Linked DNA regions of Homo sapiens: regions 1 and 3 are each linked to region 2. A link is a loop called in an ENCODE intact Hi-C map of the cell type or tissue named here. Cell type or tissue: heart left ventricle. All regions are shown on one strand. Links, peaks and the distances in the headings refer to the core of each region. The heading gives the core; the rest is flanking DNA. Region 1 overlaps COL4A4 (collagen type IV alpha 4 chain). Region 2 holds the start of LOC105373914 (a long non-coding RNA gene). Region 3 overlaps RHBDD1 (rhomboid domain containing 1).

Region 1 (6,719 bases), core at 1,720-6,719, 1.2 Mb before region 2:
GAGTTTGAGACCAGCCTGGCCAACATGGTGAAAGCCCCTATCTACTAAAAATACGAAATTAGCCAGGCGTGGTGGCGCGTACCTACAATCCCAGCTACTCAGGAGGCTAAGCCAGGGAATCACTCGAACCCGGAAGGCAGAGCTTGCAGTAAGCTGAGATGGCACCATTGCACTCCAGCCTGGGCAACAAGACTGAAACTCCATCTCAAAAAAAAAAAAAAAAAAAAGACTGGGTGAGGTGGCTCACACCTGTAATCCCAGCACTTTGGGAGGCTGAGGCGGGTGGATCACGAGGTCAGGAGTTCAAGACCAGCCTAGCCAAGATGGTGAAACCCCGTCTCTACTAAAAATACAAAAATTAGCCAGACGTGGTGGTGCGTGGCTGTAATCCCAGCTACTTGGGAGGCTGAGGCAGAGAACTGCTAAAACTCAGGAGGCAGAAGATGCAGTGAGCCAAGATCTCACCACTGCACTCCAGCCTGGGCGACAGAGACTCCATTTTGCCTTCCAAAAGTTAAGCTATAATTTTGCCCTGTAACTTCTGGCTAGTGATGGAACGACTTTCCTGGGCTGGTTTCCTTACTACGATTGAAGCTCAGGTCCATGTAATAAATGTGATACCTCAATGTTGCTGTTAAAATAAATATCAGTTCATCCTCCTAAACAGAGTAATTTCATTATACACTCCCCAATCATTTGACCTGGGCAGAGTCAGCAGGAGCCCGGGGAACATCTCTCCACACTTCCAGGCTAGCCTGGCTGTAACCTTTCCTTGACAATTTGTGTATAGTTGTGTTACAACTTACATGTTGTAGAAAATTTTGTATGGCTGACTCATCTTGATCTCAAATTAGGGACTATATTTCCGCAATTTGAGATCTTGCAGACCATGTTTTAAAAACATACTAAAAAGTATAAATACATTAATATATAATGTTAATTAATAATAATACTTTAAAAGCATCCTGATGTATATCAAAATTGTAACAGAATTTAGGAGTAGGTAGTAATGCATTTTCTTTGCTCTCCACTTTTGTTATTACAGGATGTATTTGTAAATAGGTAGATTGATCTCTGGGTCTTAACTGGACCCTAAATGAAGGAATTTATCACAACTACCAGAGTGCTGCTACCTTTAGCTTGGTGCTTTTTTTTTTTTTTTGAGACAGAGTCTTGCTCTTTCGCCAGGCTGGAGTGCAGTGGCACAATCTCGGCTCACTGCAATCTCCGATTCCCTGGTTCAAGCGATTCTCCTGTCTCAGCCTCCCGAGTAGCTGGGACTACAGGCGCCTGCCACCACGCCCATCTAATTTTTGTATTTTTAGTAGAGACGGGGTTTCACCATGTTGGCCAGGATGGTCTCGATCTCCTGACCTCGTGATCTGCCCCACTTGGCCTTTCAAAGTGCTGGGATTACAGGTGTGAACCACCGTGCCCGGACTGCTTGGTGCCCTTTTAGGGCTGCATCAAAGCTGCTGTTGAAAATGTCCTAGCAGGGCAGATGTGCTGGTGGCTGTGATTTCTTTAGAGGTTTTTATCCACATGGGATCACACGCAACTCTTTCTGTGAAAGATGATTACAATTTTGGGTAACAGATGCACTGATTTTTCTCATGTTTAGGGATCTTGGGGTGCAGGAGGACCGGCAGGTCCCACAGGATATCCTGGAGAGCCAGGGTTAGTGGTAAGTACAGCACTGCTGATGTGATCCCTTTAAAAACCAGATTCTACATGAAAATAAAGAAGCAACATTGCCATTTTGGGTCAGACACAGGTGGGCCGTTTGAGAGATTATAATCGATGAATCAGTGAAAACCCACCATTATCAGTGGGACTCCATCTTGAAGCACAGGTCCCTGCGGATGAGCCACTGACATCATCTTCACAGAAAACAGCCCATCCATGATAGAAACTCCATCACTGCATGTTTTAAAATTAAGGGTTTCCTAAATAGGACCCTATTTTGGGGTAACAAAAGAAGGCACATTCTGATTTCTATGTCTGATGATTGATTTGTGTTTTTTTCTCCCTTGATTTAGGGACCTCCGGGCCAACCAGGGCGTCCAGGTTTGAAGGTAGGCAGTCATGAGCAAGATACATCAATAGAGCCCTGAACAATGAAATGGTTGACCACTGATATTTGTCAGAATGATGGCTTTCCTCTTATCAGACTTCCCAAAGTATTCCATGAACTGCAATATATTGTGTAGCCAGAAGTCTTAATTGCTTTTAATTACTTTTTTAAAATTCAAAAGCAATTAGATTCTTTTTCATTTCTTTCTCAGGGAAATCCCGGTGTGGGAGTAAAGGGGCAAATGGGAGACCCGGTAAGAATTCCCTCTTGCTCTGAGGAGCAGATGGTGACGTGTGTGTGCTGCTCAGGGGTGGAGGCTGTTCTGATTATTTGAACTTGTACTCATTATCTAGTCACTGCCCAATTTTATGGCTGAGAACTTTTCTTTGCCGAATTATTATGGCACCATTACCCTTGACTGTAAAATGAAAGATCTGACACAATTTAACACTACTTTCGGGTTAATTTGTGCAACACATTTCACCCTAGCAAACAGATTGAACATTTTTGACAATATATTATGTCCAGAGTAACAGCTTTGTCAAATCACGGATTTGTTTTGCTTAATTTCACATAAATCCTAAACTCCACCCTTAAATATGCATATAAATACAAATATAAATGACTGGAACCAAGAGCACTGAGCAATACACAATCTCCAACCCACTCCTTTTCTATGCCTGTCCTCCCCGTCTCCTCCCCCTGCCACTCACACCCACTGTCCTTTTGGCCGACATGTAAAACTTAGTAAGAATAAGCTTTAGAAAAGTGATTTAAGGGCTGAGCACGATGGCTGATGCCTGTAATTCCAGCACTTTGGGAGGCTGAGGCGGGTGGATCATGAGGTCAAGAGACTGAGACCATCCTGGCCAACATGGTGAAACCCCGTCTCTACTAAAAATACAAAAATTAGCTGGGCGTGGTGGTGCGTGCCTGTAGTCCCAGGTACTCGGGAGGCTGAAGCAGGAGAATTGCTTGAACCTGGGAGGTGGAGCTTGCAGTGAGCCAAGATTGTGCCACTGCACTCCAGCCTGGTGACAAAGCAAGACTCTGTCTCAAAAAAAAAAAAAAAAAAAAGAAAAGTGATTTAAGAAGGCAACTCACCTGGAAACAATCTGAACATCCAGCAGTAGGTGAGTGGCTCTTTCAACAACTGAGGGCAAGTCAATATTAAGCATCTGCTCCATGCCAAGCTAGGACTGACACTGGGTGTGGGGATTTAGCAAGACAGACCTGATCCCTGCTCTCATGGAGTTCCAGCGTGATTGAGTAAGTCATGGTACAGTCATTTAACAGAACGGCACAGGAGTCAAAAATATATATAACAACTTCATGATGTGGGGAAGTGCCTGTGATATAATGCTGAACAGAAAGTACAGGTTACAAAAATATAAACTCAACTTTGTAAAAGCAACAGCAACAAGAAAGACATTAAAATATACACAGAGAGGGATTTCTCAACCTCAGGCTGCTGCTATTTCATTGTTGTGGAGGCTGTCCTGTGAATTACAGGATGTTTAGCCACATCCCTGGCCTCTCCCCACTAGATGTCAGTAGCATCCCGTCCCTCCAATTGTGACAACTTAAAATGTATCAAAACATTGCCAAATGTCCCTGTGGGAAGGGGTTGCCTAACTACTTTCCCCTTCCCCCAACCTTGAGATCTCTGGCTTGTAGAAATGACTGAATGAAAATATACCAAAACAATGTTTTTCAAGTTTGGGAAGCCATGGAGCTCTGGAATATGTTCGTCGAAGCCACAGGAGCCCGTGTGCCATTGCAGAATCCAGCAAGCATTGGCATCTTAGTGACTTTCCGCGCCAGTCCAATCAGACACATTTGCAAACTCAGGCTGTGGAATAACTTGGAAGTATTTGGCTATGAGGTGGCCATTCAAATGATCTCAAATGTGCTTACCTTAATTCTTTTAGATTGTCAGGTGAATGAACACATAATTTTACAATTTTGGGCCAGGCCCAGTGGCTCACGCCTGTAATCCCAGTACTTTGGGAGGCCGAGGTGGGTGGATCACCTCAGGTCAGGAGTTCGAGACCAGCCTGGCGAACATGGCGAAACCCCGTCTCTGCTAAAAATACAAAAATTAGCCGGGCATGGTGGCGTGTGCCTGTAGTCCCAGCTACTTGGGAGGCTGAGGCAGGAGAATTGCTTGAACCTGGGAGGTGGCAGTTGCAGTGAGCCAAGATTGTGCCATTTCACTCCAGCCTGGGTGACAGAGTGAGACTACGTCTCAAAAAATATAAATAAATAAAATAAGATAAAATATTGATGCAGAATTCTCAGATGTTCTAGAGCATGTTTGCCCACCTCATTTTAAGAAACACTGCCCTAAATGGTTGCTATTTATGCCTACATGATATAATTATGGACCTTTTACATTTTAATTCTTCATAGTTTTCCTTCTTTGTACTTTTGACTATGCTGAGTATATGGTACTTTTACAATATGAAAAAAATAGCAGTATGACCAATATTTTGAAGAAGCCGGCTGCTTGTCAGCTTTTAAGGGTTTTGTTCAGGTTTATCTCAATTACAAGAATAAGAGTGGCTATCTTTACCAATACATGCTATGCTTTTACTCATGTTTTGTTAATGTGCTTGTTCAATGGTTTATTCACACAGCAGATATCTTTAGGGCAGGTGCTACACCAACACTGTGTTAGGTGTGTAGATAAATCAAGGAAAAAAAAACAAAACAGACAATGTTTCTAATCTGGCTTTTCTTCAATTTCCCAGGTTTAGGTAGAAATTGAACTCTTTTTTTTTTTTCTATTTAAACTTGATATTCTTCTAAAAATTCCACCTATCAAAAGCATTAGTAGTTTTAGTAATGATATATTGGGGAATTTACTTTGTTACCCTCAATACGGGAAGCATTTTATGTATATTATCTATTCAATGGAAGAATAGTTTGAGGTAGGTAATATTACAATCTCCATTTCACAGAGAAGAAAAATGAGGTTTCAAGGAAGTAAGGAAATGAGGACTGAGAGAGGTTTTAAGGAACTTGCCCCAAGTGACAGAGCCAGTAAGGGCCTGGTTTGCAAACATGGGTGACCTATGTATAGCCTGTTCTTAACTATGACAAAAAGAAAGATCATACTAAGTGTAGAATAATAGTAATACCCAGAAAAGCACAAAATATTTATTTTCTAATTAATGGTGAGAATTTATGATTGTGGCAAAATTCATTCAAGAAACATTCTTTTCTTCAGTAGAAAAACATCTATCATGGCATAAATAAAAATTTTGGCTATTATTTTACAGTTTTAAAATATTATTGAAAATAAATAGAAATAATCTAATCTAACCAGAGTGAGATGGCTTAATACATCACAGTACATTCTTGTGATAGATTATTTATTGGCACTAAAAATCAGGATTGTTACGTGAGGCCAGGAGTTTGAGACCAGCCTGGCCAACATGGCGAAATCCCATCTCTACTGAAAATACAAAAATTAGCTGGGCACGATGGTGCATTATCTGTAATCCCAGGTACTCAGGAGGCTGAGGCACAAGAATCACTTGAGCCCGGGAGGCAGAGGTTGCAGTCAGCTGAGATTGCGCCATTGTGCCCCAGCCTGAGTGACAGAGAACACTCTGTCTCAAAAAAAAAAAAAAAAAAAAATCAGGATCCTGAAGAGATTTTAGTATAATAGAAAAAGGCTCACAAAATATTGTAAGAAAAATATAAAATTATTTAAAAATTTAATAAAATATGCTGTATATTTTAAATCATGTTTATATATTTATTATAGTATTCTGATTATATTTTCATAAACATAAAACAAATTGTTTATTCACCTATATACACATATATGTACATATATACACATATGTACACACACCACCAAAAATTATATCAAAGTTTTAATAGGCCGGGTGCGGTGGCTCACGCTTGTAATCCCAGCACTTTGGGAGGCCGAGGCGGGCGGATCACCTGAGGTCCGGAGTTCGAGACCAGCCTGACCAACATGGAGAAACCCCCGTCTCTACTAAAAATACAAAATTAGCCGGGCATGGTGGCGCATGCCTGTAATCCCAGCTACTCTGGAGGCTGAGGCAGGAGAATGGCTTGAACCCGGGAGGCGGAGGTTGCTGTGAGCCGAGATCGCGTCATTGCACTCTGGCCTGGGCAACAAGAGTGAAACTCCATCTCAAAAAAAAAAAAAAAAAAAGTTTTAATAGAGATTACTTCTGGATAGTAGGATTTTTTATTTATTTATTTATTTATTGAGATGGAGTCTCGCTCTGTCGCCCAGGCTGGAGTGCAGTGGCACAATCTCTGCTCACTGCAAGCTCCACCTCCCAGGTTCATGCCATTCTCCTGCCTCAGCCTCCCAAGTAGCTGGGACTACAGGCGCCTGCCACCACGCCCGGCTAATTTTTTTTTTTTTTTTTTGTATTTTTAGTAGAGACGGGGTTTCACCGTGTTAGCCAGGATGGTCTCGATCTCCTGACCTCGTGATCCACCCACCTCGGCCTCCCAAAGTGCTCGGATTACAGGCGTGAGCCACCGCGCCTGGCCCTGGATAGTAGCATTAAGAATCATTTTCATTTTTTAAATTTATTTTTAACAATAAGTGTGTATTAAATTTTTATAAGAAAATAAATATCCTTTTATATTC
Region 2 (8,360 bases), core at 1,795-6,794:
GTTACTTTTAAAAAATAACAGAACACTTGAATATTTTTGGTTTTAATTTGGGGAGAAGAAAGCTACTCAGAGAAGCAAAATAAAATAAAATAAACATGATTACAATGATCTGTTCCTGAAAAGAAATTCAGACCCTGGATTCTACTAATATTCCCTAGATGTCTGCATTATTGAGGCCACATATTTTGTTTTGTTTTTTGGGGGAATGAACTTTTCATGTTATAAAAGTCCAAATATCTGTTTATTCTTTCCTAAAATGAAGCAGAGAAAACTGCTTGGTGATGAAGGTTGTATGTAAATACACTTCATTCTTCCTTTGTGCCTTTTAAAAATAAATTCTGAAATGCTCATTATATGCCATGTAGAAATGCAGTCTTTGAAACACCATTATCATTCAATAATTGCAAAGGTGACCTATTTAACTAATTTTTGAGAAAGTACTACTTTCCCTGTGATAATATAAATAATGTCTCTAGAAAGATGAATTAATATATTTTTATGGTTTATAGAAATGTGAGTAACTAAAATAATAGTTTGAATTATGAAAACTGATTTCAAAATTCAATAGAAATTAACATACTTTTCTGTTAGGGAAGTCATTTTCAATGTTAAAGTAAAAAGATTATCAAGAGATAATTCTGATAACTTTTGATGATCATACTATTCTGGATGTCATCCATATTCTTATCTAGGTCCATATACCATCCTTCCTGGTTCTACCCTCTGTTGTAGAAGGCTGACCTCTATGGACTGCATCACTGGGCTACCTTGACCTTTGGCTTCCCAGTGGGTTGGATCAGTGAGAAGCCCTGGCAGTAGATCAAATTGGAGGAGAGAATGTGGTCACCCTTCTTACCAAGTGGCCACTGGTTAGCTGTGTCACTCTGCCAAAGGCCAGAAGCTTCCCAGGCAGTCCCATTGATACATCAAACTTCTCCAAGTTCTGGTGACCCCTTTCTCCACTTTAGGCCTAGGGGTAATAACAGCTACCCACCACTGCTAGCCCTGTGTGTGCTGAGCCATCCCTTGTTTTCTCTAAACCCTGGCTCACCCATTTGTAAAGAAAAGGGTTATCTTTATTAAAAATCTCTTAACTACGGTATTTGAAACAGGCATTTGTTTCTATCCAAACCTTATCATGACAGACATATTGATTATCAGAATTAAGTTCAAGCAGACCTTACAGAGATTAAAAAAAAAAATGGAAACTTCGCATCAGTTCTAGTTATTTTTTTCCATATTCTCAACAACCTAGGCACATTTATCAAAACGTAGCTGTCTTTTTTAATGAAATGGTTAATGTTCTAATAAAAATATATTCCATTTGCTATGGTTGGCATCATTACAGTGCTTTTAAAAAGCAGATTTTATTACTTTGGTTAAAGAAAAATATTAAATGCTGTGGAGAAAGGCTGTAAAAGCAGTGGGGTCAAAATATCTCCAAAATATACAATTTATTTTATTTTATTTATCTTATTTTTTAAATGTACTTTAGATTTAGGGGGTACATGTGCAAGTTTATTACTTGCGTATTTTGTATAATGGTGAGGTTTGGGCTTCCAGTGAACCCATTGCCCAAATAGTGAACATCGTACCCAATGGACAGTTTTTCAACCCTCTCCCCCCTCCTCCCTTCTTCTATTTTGGAGTCCTCAGTGTCTGTTATTTCCGTCTTTGTGTCCACAAAACATACAATTTAGCTAGAACTATTAGCCTTTCCATCAGTTCAAGTGTCTGCTTCATGTGGAGGATAAGAAATGTTTTCTTCATTGCTGTATTCCAAGCACTTAGCAGGGGTTGGCTCATGGTAGATTCTCAATAAATATGTATTGAGTTTGTAAAGAAATCAAAACTTACTTTATTTTCTAATATAACTGAAAAGGAGGATGTAAAAATATAAAATCAGAGTCTAATAACTACTTTACATATTTATTTTAAAAATTAGATTATACCTATCTGTGATATAAATTTCTCTACATAATCATTATTACATTAGAAATAAATTTAATTGAGCCATCATGATAAGGGGATTAGATTGAATACCCGACTCTGAGTTCCAGAATTGAATAATAGGACCTCATACTTAAAAGAGTTCTGCAACAAATCCAGCATAGAATTGGAAATCCCTTTAGAATTTGAAAATTGAGACCAAGAGAATGTAAGTGAATCATCCAAGATCACAAATGATTTAAAATTTAAATACTTTCCAACTTTACAGGCAAGTGTAAGCCCCTGGATTTTGATCTGTAGCCTCCTAGAGAATTCCAGCTGCCCTGTGGACCAAGCACTCAGTCTATGCTCTGAGAAGTGGATACTATTTGGGAGAAAAGGACCTTTGAAGCTACTAGAATATCAAATTGTGCAAGGGAAGGGACACAGGGTGAGGTAGTTGTCTCACCCTCCTCTCTTCTCCGGACCTGCAGAGCAGGGGCTGATCCCTGGTTGGCTCCCGGCTAGATTCCCAAAGACTTTAAAGGCTGATTGGTTCCCAGTGAACTTCTAAGAAGAAGTCGGTTCACTATTGGGCGATGGGTTCACTGGAAGCCCAAACGTCGCCATTATACAAAATACGAAAGATGAGAGAGAGCTGAGACAGAAGATACCAGACACAATACTATTCAGGGGTAAGGGAGAAGCCCAGTTATCCTTTTTGCTGCTCATTCCATTCCTCTTTGTCCCTCTGTTCCTCTTTTCCTCTTGTAACTCTCTCTCATCTCTCTTTTTTCACAAACTTCTCTCTGTGCCTCTCTTTCTCTCTTATCACTGACATTCTACTTCTCATTAAGAGCTTATTAGACCTGTACCATTACTCCTTCCACTGATAATGTCAGTCATATGTCTCTCTTTAACTGGTAGATTGGCAAATGGAATTCAATTTACTTTTACCAACTTTTGTTGAAGGCCAAACAGTGTTTCTAGGAATAAGTCACAGTTGCTAACCTCAGTGACTTTAAAGTCTAGGCAGACGGTTAAGACCTTAGGCAAATAATGGTCCTTCAATTTTCTTAAGTAGGAATAGATTTGATCACATCTACCTGAGTGAACCAGAACAAGCATATGAAGTAAGTAGGTAATAATTGAATTGAACAATTATTTACCACAGTAGGTAATTAGGCGGAGAGACCTTAGCTTGTTTTTTCAATTGTTAGTGTGGAAGAAAATACTAGATAAGGAGGATGAAACTAGTTTGGGGAGAGATTTCCATGCCAGGCTCCGAAATTCAGAGATGATTAAGTAGTTAGCGATGATTCTTTGAAAATATATTTAAATATAAAAGTGACATACAGTATTTGTTACATGTAACTTAAGTGACCCAAACTGACTAGAATCAACTAAAAAAAAAGATAACTCGTGAAAATAAAACAAAAGCAGATGGAAAGTGGGGCACACTGCTTGTTTGTGTGGTTGCTTGCTTGTGGTTATTTTTTATCTATCAACGTGATTAGTTATACGACATATTTTGAGAATCATACGTTTTGCCAAAAATTAAAATAATTAAAAATTGAAATAAAACAAACGAAATTTAAAAAACATAGAAACTTAAGCCTAGTATAATTTTAAGAACTACAAAGAAAGCAAGCATTTATTTAGTAAATATGCAAGAAAATAATCAGATTCTGCTCCCCTTTCATTCATTCATTCATTTTTCTCAACAAATAAATACTAATTGTCTGTTTTGGCCAGAACTATTTCAGGGATGAAAAGGTATCCCTTTCTTCCTTACTTTAGAGAAATGTAGATTTTGTGGTAGAAGCTCAGCATATCTAAAGACACCCAAATAGAATATATTCTACACCACTTTGAAGTAGTTTGAATGTCACCTGAAACAGAATATTACTTCTAATCCATTTCAGGCCATCTGTTTTTTTTTTGTTTTTCACTTTTCTCTTATAGACTAAATATTATCATAGTATTAGCACATATAGTATATATCAATCTATATAACATATGGTATTGGGAAACATTTTTACTAATAGGGATATTTACAAGAGAATTATGTCTCATTACGTATGTTCACAAATTTTAATAAACTCCTGTTTCTGCCCATTGCCAAAATGTTTCCTATCCTCTCAAGAAATAAAACTGTTACTTTGTTTTTGGTTGAACTCATAGAATATTTTCTTTTTTAGGGTAAAATTATTACTTTTCTTACATAAGTCATATCCTAAAGTCATATATTAATATGTTGAATTCCATACCTCACCAACTGGGATATAAATGATATAAATTATGTTTGAAGTGGAAAAAAAGCTTTTAAGATGGGCTGATGGCCATTGTCTTAAATATTACTTTCCCAACACCAGGGGTTACACCTGGAAACTGTTCATCATAGCCAAAAAGGCAGGGCTCCTTGGGATGTGGCTCATCAGAATGACTAATACAAAGTCACTTTTCTCATAAATCTGCCTATTCTCCCACCATCTGTTATTTGCATTTTTCCAGAAAGTTAAAAAAATACTGATGGAATGTTTTGACCCAATTGCAGTTAAATTCACATGGTTTACTCTTTGAGTTCCCAAGATGACATTTCAGCCAAGCCCTATAGTGGGGTGTTGCATCAGAAGATCTTCTATTATACAATGGGAATTCCAGGTGAGACATCTAGAGGCAAAAGGCGGAACTGCTTAAAAATTCAACTATCATTAGTAATATTTTGTTTCATATCAATTTTGAGCTACAAAAATCATCTAAAAATATGTACCCATCACTGAATTACTACCCTCTGTTCAACTCATAAAACTTTACATGTTTTAGCATGCCAGACATATGAGCTTAGTAGTTTTTTTTAATTTACAATGATTTGATAGAATGATTTGCATAGATTTTAAACTATCAACACCAAAGCATATTTCCAATTCAAGGAAAATGTATACATATAGAATACATATTATGTGTTATGTCTAGACATGCACACAGACATTTGAGCTTGGACAAAAGCAAGGTCATGCCTGTTTAAAGCTATTAATCTAGATGATGTTTCATTAAAACCAAAGGCATATGTAACATTTGTAATAAAAGCCAAACAAACAAATAAAAACTTTATTTGCCTAATTACATCTAAGACATTCTACTGGATACTGAGCTAATAGTGGTAAAAAAGGCAGAGATGGTCTCTGCCCTCATGGAGTTTATAATCTAGTATGAAGAGAGAGAGACTTCAAAAAGCAACAATAACAGGATGGATTATTACAAATTACAGGAATTGCTATGAAGGAAAGCAGAATATAAACTCATGGAACTGTAGATGTTCATTGACAGAGTGGCTTTAGACATCATCTAGTGATCAAATGTGATATTTCACAAATAAATAATATATTATTTGTGATATAATTGTGATATAGTCTAAGGTGATTATGGGATCTGTCCAAGGTCACATAACTATAGGGGGCATACATCAAATAAGACATAGAGAAAATTGACAGTTGATTATTTTTATTGCAAGAAGAGTTTGAAAATTTTTAATTAATTTTTTATTGACATAATAGATGTACATAATTCTGGGGTATATGGGGTAATATCATACTTTCATATAATTTATAAAGATCAAATCAGTGTATATTAGGGTTCTCCAAAGGGACAGAACTAATAGGATATATGCATATATGAAGGGGAGCTTATTATGAAGAATTGACTCAAAAAATCCCAAGGTGAAGTCCCACAATAGGCCATCTGCAAGCTGAGGAGGAAAGAAGCCAGTAATGGCTCAGTCCGAGTCCAAAAGCCTCAGAAATAGGGAATCAAACAGTGCAGCTTCAAGGCCCAAGAGCCCCCCGGCAAATCACTGGTGTAAGTCCAAGAGTCCAAAGGCCAAAGAACCTGGAGTCTGATGTCCAAGGGCAGGAATAAGGGATGGAAGCATCCAGCATGGGAGAAAGATGAAAGCCAGAAGACTCAGCAAGCCCTCTTCTCCCACCTTCTGCCAGCTTTGTTCTAGCTGCACTGGCAGCTGATTGGGTGGTGCCCACCCACATTGAGGGTGAGTCTTCCTCTCCCAGTCCAGTAACTCAAATGTTAATCTCCTGTGGCAACACCCTCACAGACATAGTCAGACCCAATACGGCTATTTAGGCATCCTTCAATCCAATCAAGTTGACACCTAATATTAACTGCCATACAGTGTGATTGGGTATACATCACCTTAAATATTTGTCTTTTCTTTATGCTAAAAACATTCAAATTATTCTTTTCTTGCTATTTTGAAATAAACAATAGAATCATGCTACTCATCTATCAAATGTTAGGTCTTATTTTTTCTATTTAACTGTATATTAGCACCCATTAATCAACTACTCTTCATTTTTCCTCCCTTCTACCCTTCCCAGCCTCTGGTGACCACCAATCTACTTGCTATCTTCATGAGATCCACTTTTTTTTAAGTTCCCACATATGAATAAGAACATGAAATATTTGTTTTTCTGTGCTTGTTTTATTTCACTTAATGTAATGACCTCCAGTTCCATCCATGTTGTTGCAAGTGACTGGATTTCATTTTTTTATGGCTGAACAATATTCCACTGTGTACATATACCACATTTTGTCTATCCAGTCATCCACCGATGGGCACTTAGGTTGATTCCATATGTTGGCTGTTGTCCCTAGTGCTGCAATAAACATGGGAGTGCAGGTATGTCCTCTATGTATTTTCTTTCTTTTGGATACATACCCAATAGTGAAATTGCTGAATCATATGGAAGTTGGATTTTTAGTTTTTAAAGAACCTCCATACAGTTTTCTATAGTGACTGCACTAATTTACATTCCTACCAACAGTGTACAAGTATCCCCCTGTCTTCATATCCTCACCAGCACCCCTTATTTCCTGCCTTTTTGATAAAAGCCATTTTAACTGGGGCGAGATGATATCTCATTTTGACTTGCATTTCTCTGATGATTAGTGATGTTGAACACTTTTCATTGACTTCTCAGTCATTTGCATGTCCTTTTTGAAAAATATCTATTCAGATATTTTGCCAATTAAAAAGATCAGATTATTTGCTTTTTTTGGTATTGAATTGTTTGAGTTCCTTATATATTTTGCTTATTAATTCTGTCAGACTGATAGTTTGCAAAGATGTTCTCCCATTCTGTGGGTTGTCTCTTCACTTTGTTTTGTTGATTGTCTCTTCACATGTTGTTGTCTCTTTAAGGTCAGCCACTGGTTTCTTTCTTTGTCCATTTAAGGAGGTCCCTGTTTGCTGTAGTTTCTTGTGGATGTATGTCTATGTCTTTGCATTAAAGGATGAGTTATTTATTCCAGTCTTCTTTGTCTGGCTTGTTTTGGTTTTTATTGGGTATGTTTACTTACATATTCTTTGTAATTTACCTGTTGCTTTTCTTTCTTTTCCTACAAGGTTGATGCCTCCTTTTAGGCCCTAGATGCTGCTTTAAGCTCACGTTTGCCTAGGAGCTAGTAACATATCAAACTGTGCCCATCTTGAATGGCAGAGGTCCCAAAGGTAATATCCTGGTAGTGTGGGAAGGCCAGCTAGGCATTCCTGCCGAAGGGCCTGTAGAACAACCTTCCTGCATCATTCTGCTGTTACATGGACACTCTGATCTCACTTCTCCTTTGGCCAAGTTACAGAGCAAAGTTTTTGGGACTGGGTGTGATAGTGCTGCCTCCCCACTTTGTCTCGGAATGTCCCCAGAGATATTTCTGTCTTCAGGCACTAGCAATGATTCCTGTGGGTTGAGGCAGGGAAAAGTTTCTGCTAGGGAGTCCAAGATGCTGGGGAAGCTGGTTGTCCACCTTGATCCCACTTTTTCCAGTGTAGAACCTGTGAATTAGGAGGAAATTGTCACTGTACTTTTTCCTGGGCAGAAAAGGGATAGGGGACTTGTGGATACGGGAGTCTGATTCTGTTCTGCTCAGAGTTTTACATCTCTCTGTGACACCAGGAACTCTCTCATTCTCATGTTTGAGTTCTGGGATATTGCTCATGATAATTGCCATGTGGTGTATTTGTTTTTGGTTTTCGGTGGGGGCAGTAAAACTGACTTGTTTCTGTGACGCCATTTTGGAACTGGAAGTGAAAGATGGTTAATTTTATATACAAAAATAGTCTATATTAAATTTAAATAACCCTTGATTTGCCTAGCTTTTCTGGAGTAAAATGAGATCAGAAAAGCAGTAGAGGAAAAGATTCTCCTTGGTTTACAAATACCAAAAGATAAATAAATTTGGTGATCCTTTTCAGGAGGTTTATCAGTCAGGCTAAGTTATATTTTGATAACAAATAATCCTAAAATTTTAGGGCAACACATCAAGAAAGGTCCCTCTCTCTCATGTCCTATGTGTTTCATAGGTTGCCTGTGTCTGTACCCCGTTTCATCTTCACTTCTGGGAACCAGGCTGATGGA
Region 3 (8,360 bases), core at 2,084-7,083, 1.1 Mb before region 2:
AGTAACCACACTTTACTTTTTGAGTCACTAATTATAATATTCTCTCTTTATAAATAGTGTGAAATTAACTTAAAATGGTATAACTTTCATACAAATGGAAATTTCAGTTTTGGTTTACGAGAAAGGTAATATTTAGATGTGACTTTAGAGAGAAAACATTCGCATTTCTATCCTTCAATCAATCAAGACTGCAACAGTGGAGATTCCCTAATGCTGAAATAATATCTGGAATCTCAAAACAAGAAGCCTTGAAATGGAGATCTCTGTGATTTACAGTGGTCAGCACCCTGCATTGTGAAATAGAGATCAACTCAGCCCCTAGTTTACCACTTTACCTGTTGTACTTTTCTCTCCCCTCCAGTTGGTTAATTTTGGAGACCCTTAATGAACAAAAATGACTTAAAATCAACAGGCCATAATCCAGTTAACAATCGAGTAAGCTATAACATCAGGTCCACTATGTCAGGTCAGTGTTTCCTGCAATATAGACAAGATATGGTCAGACTTCTAGAATTCCCCCACCTCCCAAAAAAAGAAAGAAAAGTCAAAGAGACAAAGAATATTTGTGGGACAATTGCTACATGCTCACTCTGTTTACTGCTCCCCTACCCCTACACCTTGAAGTGTATAACTTGATTCATTTTCACAAACTGGACATGTGAGACCAATATCCAGATCAAGATATGAGGATATTTCTGAAAATACCACAATATTTCCTGCACTTATAAGCCACCACAAGCCCCCTTCCAGTTACTATACCCCGTTACCCAACAGTACCCATGATCCTGATTTCTAACTATAGATTTTTCCCCTATTTTTGTCCATAAGTGGATCCATACAATATGTATGCCTTGTGAGTGGCTTCAATTTACATTATGCTTGTGAGATTTATCCACATTGTTATAAGTGGTTTCTATCCTACTTATCCCTCCAAGTAGAATTTCTTTGTCTATTTTACAGGTGAGGAATTGAGGCTTAAAGATTTTAAGCAACTTGGCAAAGCCAAATAGCTGGTCAGTGGCTGAGTCAGGAACTCAAACCTAGATCCCCGCCTATTCTCCTTCAGACATGAGATGTTCCAGTTGTCTTCCTCAGCCCCTACATCAGCATGTGTAAACCTCCAGAATGTATTATTGCCTCAATTACGACTTGGAGACAGGGTCTGTTTAAAAGACAGCAGAAACAATGCATCTTCTGCCTTAAATAAGGCTCACTGCAAATAGTAAGGCTTTATTTTGGATAACTGGATGCATCTAGAATTAGGATCTCCTTTGACAAGGAGTAAGGTTTGGCAATAGATAGGTCTAGCTGCAAAAGTCAGCCTTGGTAGTTAACTCTCAAGTATTTTCTAAAATAGAGAACAGTTTGTAACTTCTTACAGGAATAATTCTCTATGCTCGTTCTATCTCTTAATATATCTATATCTATGTATATGAGGTCTGTAAAATGATAGAAAAAGTATGAAAACCCTTCGGAATATTAAAATCCTACCTTCCTCTCAGAAGCTCCAGGGCCAATGTGTCTGCTCGGAGGGGCAGCTGGAGCCCCCGGCCTCTTCTGATGTTTCTGATGCAGATTCCACACCAGTCCGCAGAGAGGGCCAGCCTGGCACAGTGCGGGCAGCTGCTATCCACCTCGCAAGGCCTGAGTCTTTGCTCAACTCCACTACAGGGACCCTGCAGCCTCAAAGGATTCCTTAGGTCCAAACTGCGGCCTGCTTCAGGCTTCCCAGGCATCTGGGTCCTTTGTCTGTTCTGACCTTTATCTTGGGGTCCAGGAGACTTGCCATTGTCTCTTTATGACCTGGTTTTCCTGCAGATGTTCAGGTGGGGCACAGTGGAAGGGAAGGACAGGGGAAGAGACTTACAGTGGCCTCCTCAGGGCCCTGATATGAGTCCTACTCCCAACCTCTTGCTTCTTGATCTTGAGACTGTCTTTGGGTAAGTTTTAATTACATTATTTTAAAAAGAAAAGAGTAGTGAGGGCAAGAGTGTTTAAATGATAATACACTGAGCTCAAAATAGAATAAAATATTGCCTCCTCCTGAAACACACTGGGTCCTGGCCCTGCTGCTTGCCACCTGCTATGACTTTCATCCTAAGAGAATGGTGGCAGCTGGATTCTCCCATTCTCAGCTTTTTAGCAGCCCTGGCCCTATGCACAGAAGTTTCCATCAAACAGCAACCATTGCCCAGTTTGCTGCAGTGGTCCTTAATCTGAAGTGTGCACAGAAATGAAGAACCTGTTCAAAATGCAGATTATTGGATCCCCTCCACCCCCTCACCACAGATTCTGATGCAGTAAGTGGTGGTTGGAGCCCAGGAACTTCATTTTAACGAGCACCCAGATGACTCTGTTGCAGATAATATATCAAGTCACTGAGAAATGCTGTGGCAAATGAATTCACTTCAACCAGATGTGGGTTCATATCTGGGGTCCACCACGATCTGGCACAGGTCACTTCCCTCCCTGGGCCTCAGGCCCCTCATCTGTACCCAGAGGGGGGCCTGGACCTCTGACTCCCACACAGAGGTTCGAGTGTCCATGATTGTTTTGTTCCCAGTGAGACACAGGCGTCAGGTGGTGGAGAGATGGGAGAGTGCAAATGTGTCACACCAGCAACCTGCCTCATTGGCCAGCTGCCTGAGCAGCTTCTCTGGAGACTGTTGCCTGTCCTACCAGCTAGCTGCTCATGACTTTTGGCAGCTGGGCACAGAAGCAGCCATGCTATGCTCCTTGGCAATGTCCTCCAACACATTTTGTCTCTCTTCAGTGCCGTCCTCCCATCCCAATTTTTTTTTTTTATACTTTAAGTTCTGGGATACGTGTGCAGAACATGCAGGTTTGTTACATAGGTATATGTGTGCCATGGTGGTTTGCTGCACCCATCAACCTGTCATCTCGTTATAAGCCCCAGATGCATTGGGTATTTGTCCTAATGCTATGCCTCCCCTTGCCCCCAGCCCCCAACAGGCCCTGGTCTGTGATGTTCCCCTCTCTGTGTCCATGTGTTCTCATTGTTCAACTCCCACTTATGAGCGAGAACATGCGGTGTTTGGTTTTCTGTTCCTGTGTTACTGTGCTGAGAATGATGGTTTCCAGCTTCATCCATGTCCCTGCAAAGGACATGAACTCATTCTTTTTTATGGCTGCATAGTATTCCATGGTGTACATGTGCCACATTTTCTTTATCCAGTCGATCACTGATGGGCATTTGGGTTGGCCCCAAGTCTGCTATTATGAATAGTGCTACAATAAGCACACACGTGCATGTGTCTTTATAGCAGAATGATTTATAGTCCTTTGGGTATATACCCAGTAATGGATTGCTGAGTCAAATGGTATTTCCAGTTCTAGATCCTTGAGGAATCGCCACACTATCTTCCACAATGGTTGAACTAATTTACACTCCCACCAACAGTGTACAAGCATTCCCATTTTCCACATCCTCTCCAGCATCTGTTGTTTCCTGACTTTTTAGTGATCGCTATTCTAACTGGCATGAGATGGTATCTCATTGTGGTTTTGATTTGCATTTCTCTAATGACCAGTGATGATGAGCTTTTTTTCATATGCTTCTTGGCCACATAAATGTCTTCTTTTGAGAAGCATCTGTTCATATCCTTTACCTGCTTTTTGATGGGGTTATTTTTTTCTTGTAAATTTTTTTAATAAACTTTTTATTTTGGAATAATTTTAAATTTACGTAAAAGTTGCAAAGATACTGCAGACAAGTCTATTCCCTAAATGTTAACATCTTACAGTACATTTGTCGAAACTAAGAAACCAACATTGATACATTCCTCTGAACTAAATTCCAGACATTTAGATCTCACCAGTTTTTTTCACTAATTTCCTTTTTCTGTTCGGGGTCCAATCCTGGAGACCACAGTACATTTTGTTACCAAGTCTCCTTAGTCTCTTTTGGTCTGTGGCTCTTTCTGAGTCCTTTCTTGACCCCCATGACCTTGACAGTCTTGAGTGGTAGCAGACAGATATCGTGAAGAATTTCATTCGGTCTGGTTTGTCTGCTATTTGTCCTCATGGTTAGACTGGGGTTATGGGTTTTGGTGAAGAATACCATAGAGGTGAAATGCCCTCATCACATATCAACGTGCTGTCAACATGACTTATCACTGGTGACATTAACCTTGACCACTTAGATAAGTAGTGCTTTCATCAGTTTTCTCCACTTTGAACTTTTTCTTTTTAAAATGAGTTCCAAGGGAATAAAGCTTTGGCCTTTGCCACTAAGAGTTACCTGGATAAACTGGAAGAGGTAGGAGTGGGCATCTCAAGGTGGCTTTGTCACTCTTGGGCATGAGTAGGATATAGTGGTCTGGAATCATCCCTAACCTTGCTGGGTTCTGCACCCCTCATTCCAGGTGAAGTGGGGTCTGCTAACGTTGGTGTGGGTGTGTGAATCACCAGGAGGGCTGTTTAAGAAATAGTTGCTGATTGGGTGGGCTTCCCACAGAGCCCAGGCCGCTGTAGTTTTAATGAGCTCCCGGGTGACTCCGATGTACATCAGCCTTTGAGAACCATTGAGCTACAGCTCGGATTTTTCTTGCAACTGAACATATCCACCCGAGTTTCATTCTGGTATTTATATCTGCCAGCAGGTGGAACCAGAGGCCTATGACATTAAATCTGCTGAAGAAAACTAGGACAAATTCCAGTCAACAAAGCATTCCGCATCGTAAGCAGAATTAGGGTTATTTTGAAACAGATGGGCGCTACAGAGGCTGCTGCATTGAATATTATGGAGTTGTTTATTGTCTAGATGGCCCGAAACCCAGGAGTTATTTGCCAGCATCTAGCAGTTTCTATGTCATATCAGAATTCTTCCAGAGCAGAGGAGACTGACAAGGCACTGGGAGAGATATAGATACAGATATGGATATGAATGTAGATAGTTTAACCAGTTCTAATCCTGAATTTCCTCCTGCTATTGTGCATGCTGCCTCGTGTTAGTGAGTGCTTTGCAGGAATGATCCGGAGCCTCCTAAATATGCTAACTCCAAATCAGAGGAGATAAACAGACATAATCTATGGTAATAAGACAATCAATCCTGGATGCAGTAATACTCAAAATGATCTATGTTAGGCCTAATCAGGTGGTACTGGTTACTGGCTCACATTTTCACTCAAACCCCCCACTTGTACTTGCCCCCAATCCTCCTCTTTGCTTCTGCCCCTCCTCCCCCTCCCCCACCCCAACCCCCAGGAGAGCATCAGAAGGGCGGAAGTGAGATAAAAGGCCCATCTAGCTCTCATTCTGACTGTGCCTGATGCCTGGTTCAGAGTGCACACTGCTGTCTAAGGACACTCAGAACTTGGTTTGACTTGGGGGTTTCTCTGGCCTAGCACTGAGTGAATGTACAAGACCAGGGCTTATAAATTGAGTATTCCATGAGTTCTAGGAATCTGCAAAAGTCTCCAGCACCAGTGGTTCCTTTCAGGAGAATATTTCTAATTCCTTAGCCTACGACCCCAGGGCGTTAGCTGTTGCTGTTCTGCCTGGTCCGCCTAGGCTCAGAGAGGTCACGAAGGCTGTCATGGACTCAATATTTGTGTTCCCTCAAAATCCATACGTTGAAGTCCAAACCCTCAATGTGATGGCATGTGGAGGTGGGGCCTTTGGGAGGTAATTAGGTTTACATGAGGACATGAGGGTGGAGCCCCCGTGATGGCATTGGTAAACTTATCAGGGAATGAAGAGGCCAGAGCTTGCACTCTCTGCCAATGTGAGGTCACAGTGAGAAGGCAGCCATCTATAATCCAGGAAGAGGGACCCCACTATAACCTGATCATATTAGTACCTGGAACTTCTAGCCTCCAGAACCGTGAGAAATAAATTTCTGTTGTTTAAGCCACCGGGTCCATGGTAGTATTTTGTTAAGGTGGCCTAAACTGACTAAGACAGCATCTTTGAAGTTGGCAGCTTGGCAACTGGTAGTTCAGCAGGTGCTGGCTGTCACAGCTGCTGGGCAGACCCCCAGTGATCAGAGCGGTGAACAGATGTGCTTTCTGGTGGAGAAGAAAGCACATCTTTCTTGGGACTCTGTCCTAAGTGGTGGCTTCATAATTGCCGGAGACAGCAGCTCCCTCCCTCCAAGGGACACAATGCCAGCTGCATGGCTCACCCTCCTATACGAGCAGGGACAGTTCCTCCATTCACAAATAACAAGATCCCCCACACCATTGCGTTTTGCCCAGGCTCTCAAATCTTCTGTTCAGCTAAAGGTATAAAGAAGCATTTTTGATAATATTTAGACCTGTTTTATTTTTTTCTCACTCCCTTCCACTTGAGTTTCAAACCAGAGAGATGGCCCAATTTCCAGTCCTTCAAACCAAGGATCAAGGGAATGTTTTCATTGACTTTTGAAATCAAAGACCATTTGAAATTAGCCAACATTTCCCTCAGAAACCTCAATCTTCTTAAAACACTCCTTAACCTTTGCACGTGAAAAAAAGTACAAGTAAACATCATCCCAAGCATTCAAGGAATAAGGAAAAAAAAAGACAAGCCAGTGGGAAAAGAACTTTGAAAAGGGACAAAAAGTTGGCAACTTCTGCTGAGAACAACCATCCCCGAGTGGTCAAGTTTAGGTCACCCTGGACAACTACTGCAGATAACCATGTGTCTTGTAAAACAAGGCTGTTGGGCCTGGGAAAAGAAATGGATTGAGGTGGCTGGCCCCTAGGCTAGGTGGCCTGACTGACTAGCAGCAAATAAAGTGAACCACATAACTGGCCCCAGGTCCCACAGCTACCCAATACTTCCGTGCCACATTCCCGCAGAAAACACAGCATGCTTCGAAGGGCTAAATACTAGATGCTGGATTTAGAACAGTGATTCTCAAATCCACGTCGGGGAGCTTGGTGAGAGGCAGATTCTAGGGTTCTAATGGAAGATTCCAGATCAATGTCTGTTGGGGGACCCAGAAATGTGCATTTTTTAACATGCACCTCAAGTGAGCTGGATGCCCACATGCCCCACTTTGAGAAACTCTGATCACAGGAATGCCATAGTGTGTTCTGTGGTTATGTTTGCCTTTGACCATTTGCACTAGCATGGCATTTGGTTTAGTACAAGTAGGTTTCTGGTGACATTTACTATGAGTCAAAGACTGGTAGTTTCCTAGGTTATGCTATGCTCAACCTTGGATGATGTAGATTTTAAAAGATAAAAGTGCAACCCAGCTATCCTGAAAAACACAACAAATACAATCGTTAGTTAAAATTCTATTTGTGATGACACTGGAGTAGAAGAAACTGGCCCAGTGTCACTCACCCAGTCCTAGGAACAAGGGAATTCACCTCTGGATCCCTGGTGCCTGGTACATAGTGGGTGCATCATAAATGCTTGAGGAATGAATGAAAGAACAAGCTAACACACCATTAGGGCAAATTTCAATTTCTGGCCTCAGCCACTAAATAGCTCTCAAATCCCGAGACACAAATAGTGAGGAACAGGTGAGTGGGGGCTACAAACTCATATACTTTGGAACACAATTCAGTCTATTTGTTTTGTCTATGAAATTCACAAGCTTTGCCTGGGCTCTGGGGTTCTGGCCACATTAAAGAACATTCAGTAGCTAGAAACAGGCTGAGATATGAGATGTATTACATCTATTGATGCTGAATGCTGTCTTAAATGTTTTAAAAGTTCAACTTATCTTTACTTTTTAACTACCATAAGCCTGATTAGTATATAACTACAGGTCCAGAAATACCAATATCAATGCATAATTACAAAAACAATCCCTGACCTAGGATATTGTCCCTGAGATTATCTGCGGCCTAGGAGAACACAGTGGTCCAAAGCCCTTATTAAAGCTGACAGCCACCTGGCATCCATCTTTTGCAGGTGGAACTAGAGGAAGACAAACTGCTCTGAGAAAAACCTGCAATTAGAGTGAGTTATGGCTGGTATCAAAGGTAACCAAATCATTAGGGGCAGGGCTGAGGGAATCACTGGGAACCTCCCAGCCCAACCCTACCACATGTGAGGCCTGTGGCCAGATGTGTGCTTGCTGGGCAAGAAAAGAAAAGAGGGCGGGGGGAAGTTGAAAATATGTGAAAGAGGAATGATATACTTATCAAAAGTATGATAGCCATGAATTTTGAGAGGCAGCAGCTTGTGGTTTAGGAAACCAGGGTGGGCTTCTCCACAAAGGTCTAGATAACTTGGACCATGAGGGCGATGCAACCTTTATCTGTTTGGAGTAGATAAGCTCCATGAGATACGTGGCAGTGAGAAGCCATCTGGAGAAATGCACAAACAAGCAGGAGCCCTTGCTCTCTGCACCCCAGAGCTGAGAAATTCTTATGTGGGTCAGAGTTAGCCTAGAATT

What was found. Peaks named below come from ENCODE experiments on the same cell type or tissue, not always from the same donor. Only the 100,000 strongest peaks of a DNase experiment are listed, where the experiment ranks them.
Region 1: it touches region 2 in a loop (8-fold over the local background); 6 of 110 quality-filtered maps call a loop at or near these places.
Region 3: a loop joins it to region 2, with 5 times the contacts of the local background. A loop is called at or near these places in 62 of 110 quality-filtered maps.

Annotation. Positions count from the first base shown.
Region 1 is chr2:227,104,189-227,110,907 of GRCh38, reverse strand. COL4A4 (collagen type IV alpha 4 chain) reads left to right here. Exons shown (of 48, transcript NM_000092.5): 10 at 1,622-1,684; 11 at 2,040-2,075; 12 at 2,286-2,327. Among named protein-coding and RNA genes, the nearest start is that of COL4A4, 57 kb to the left of the region's middle. In heart left ventricle, for the core only: a CTCF peak has its summit at 3,613 (motif pointing right); no DNase peak of the experiment used is centred there.
Region 2 is chr2:225,885,775-225,894,134 of GRCh38, reverse strand. LOC105373914 (a long non-coding RNA gene) reads left to right here and starts at 2,544. Exons shown (of 7, transcript XR_007088110.1): 1 at 2,544-2,624; 2 at 8,306-8,360. It overlaps LOC107985992 (a long non-coding RNA gene), which reads right to left. Exons shown (of 3, transcript XR_001739907.2): 3 at 5,417-7,777. In heart left ventricle, for the core only: a CTCF peak has its summit at 4,605; no DNase peak of the experiment used is centred there.
Region 3 is chr2:226,981,784-226,990,143 of GRCh38, reverse strand. All of the region lies in intron 8 of RHBDD1 (rhomboid domain containing 1), which reads right to left. It also overlaps a transcript of COL4A4 not described here. Among named protein-coding and RNA genes, the nearest start is that of RHBDD1, 150 kb to the right of the region's middle. In heart left ventricle, for the core only: a CTCF peak has its summit at 4,613 (motif pointing right); no DNase peak of the experiment used is centred there.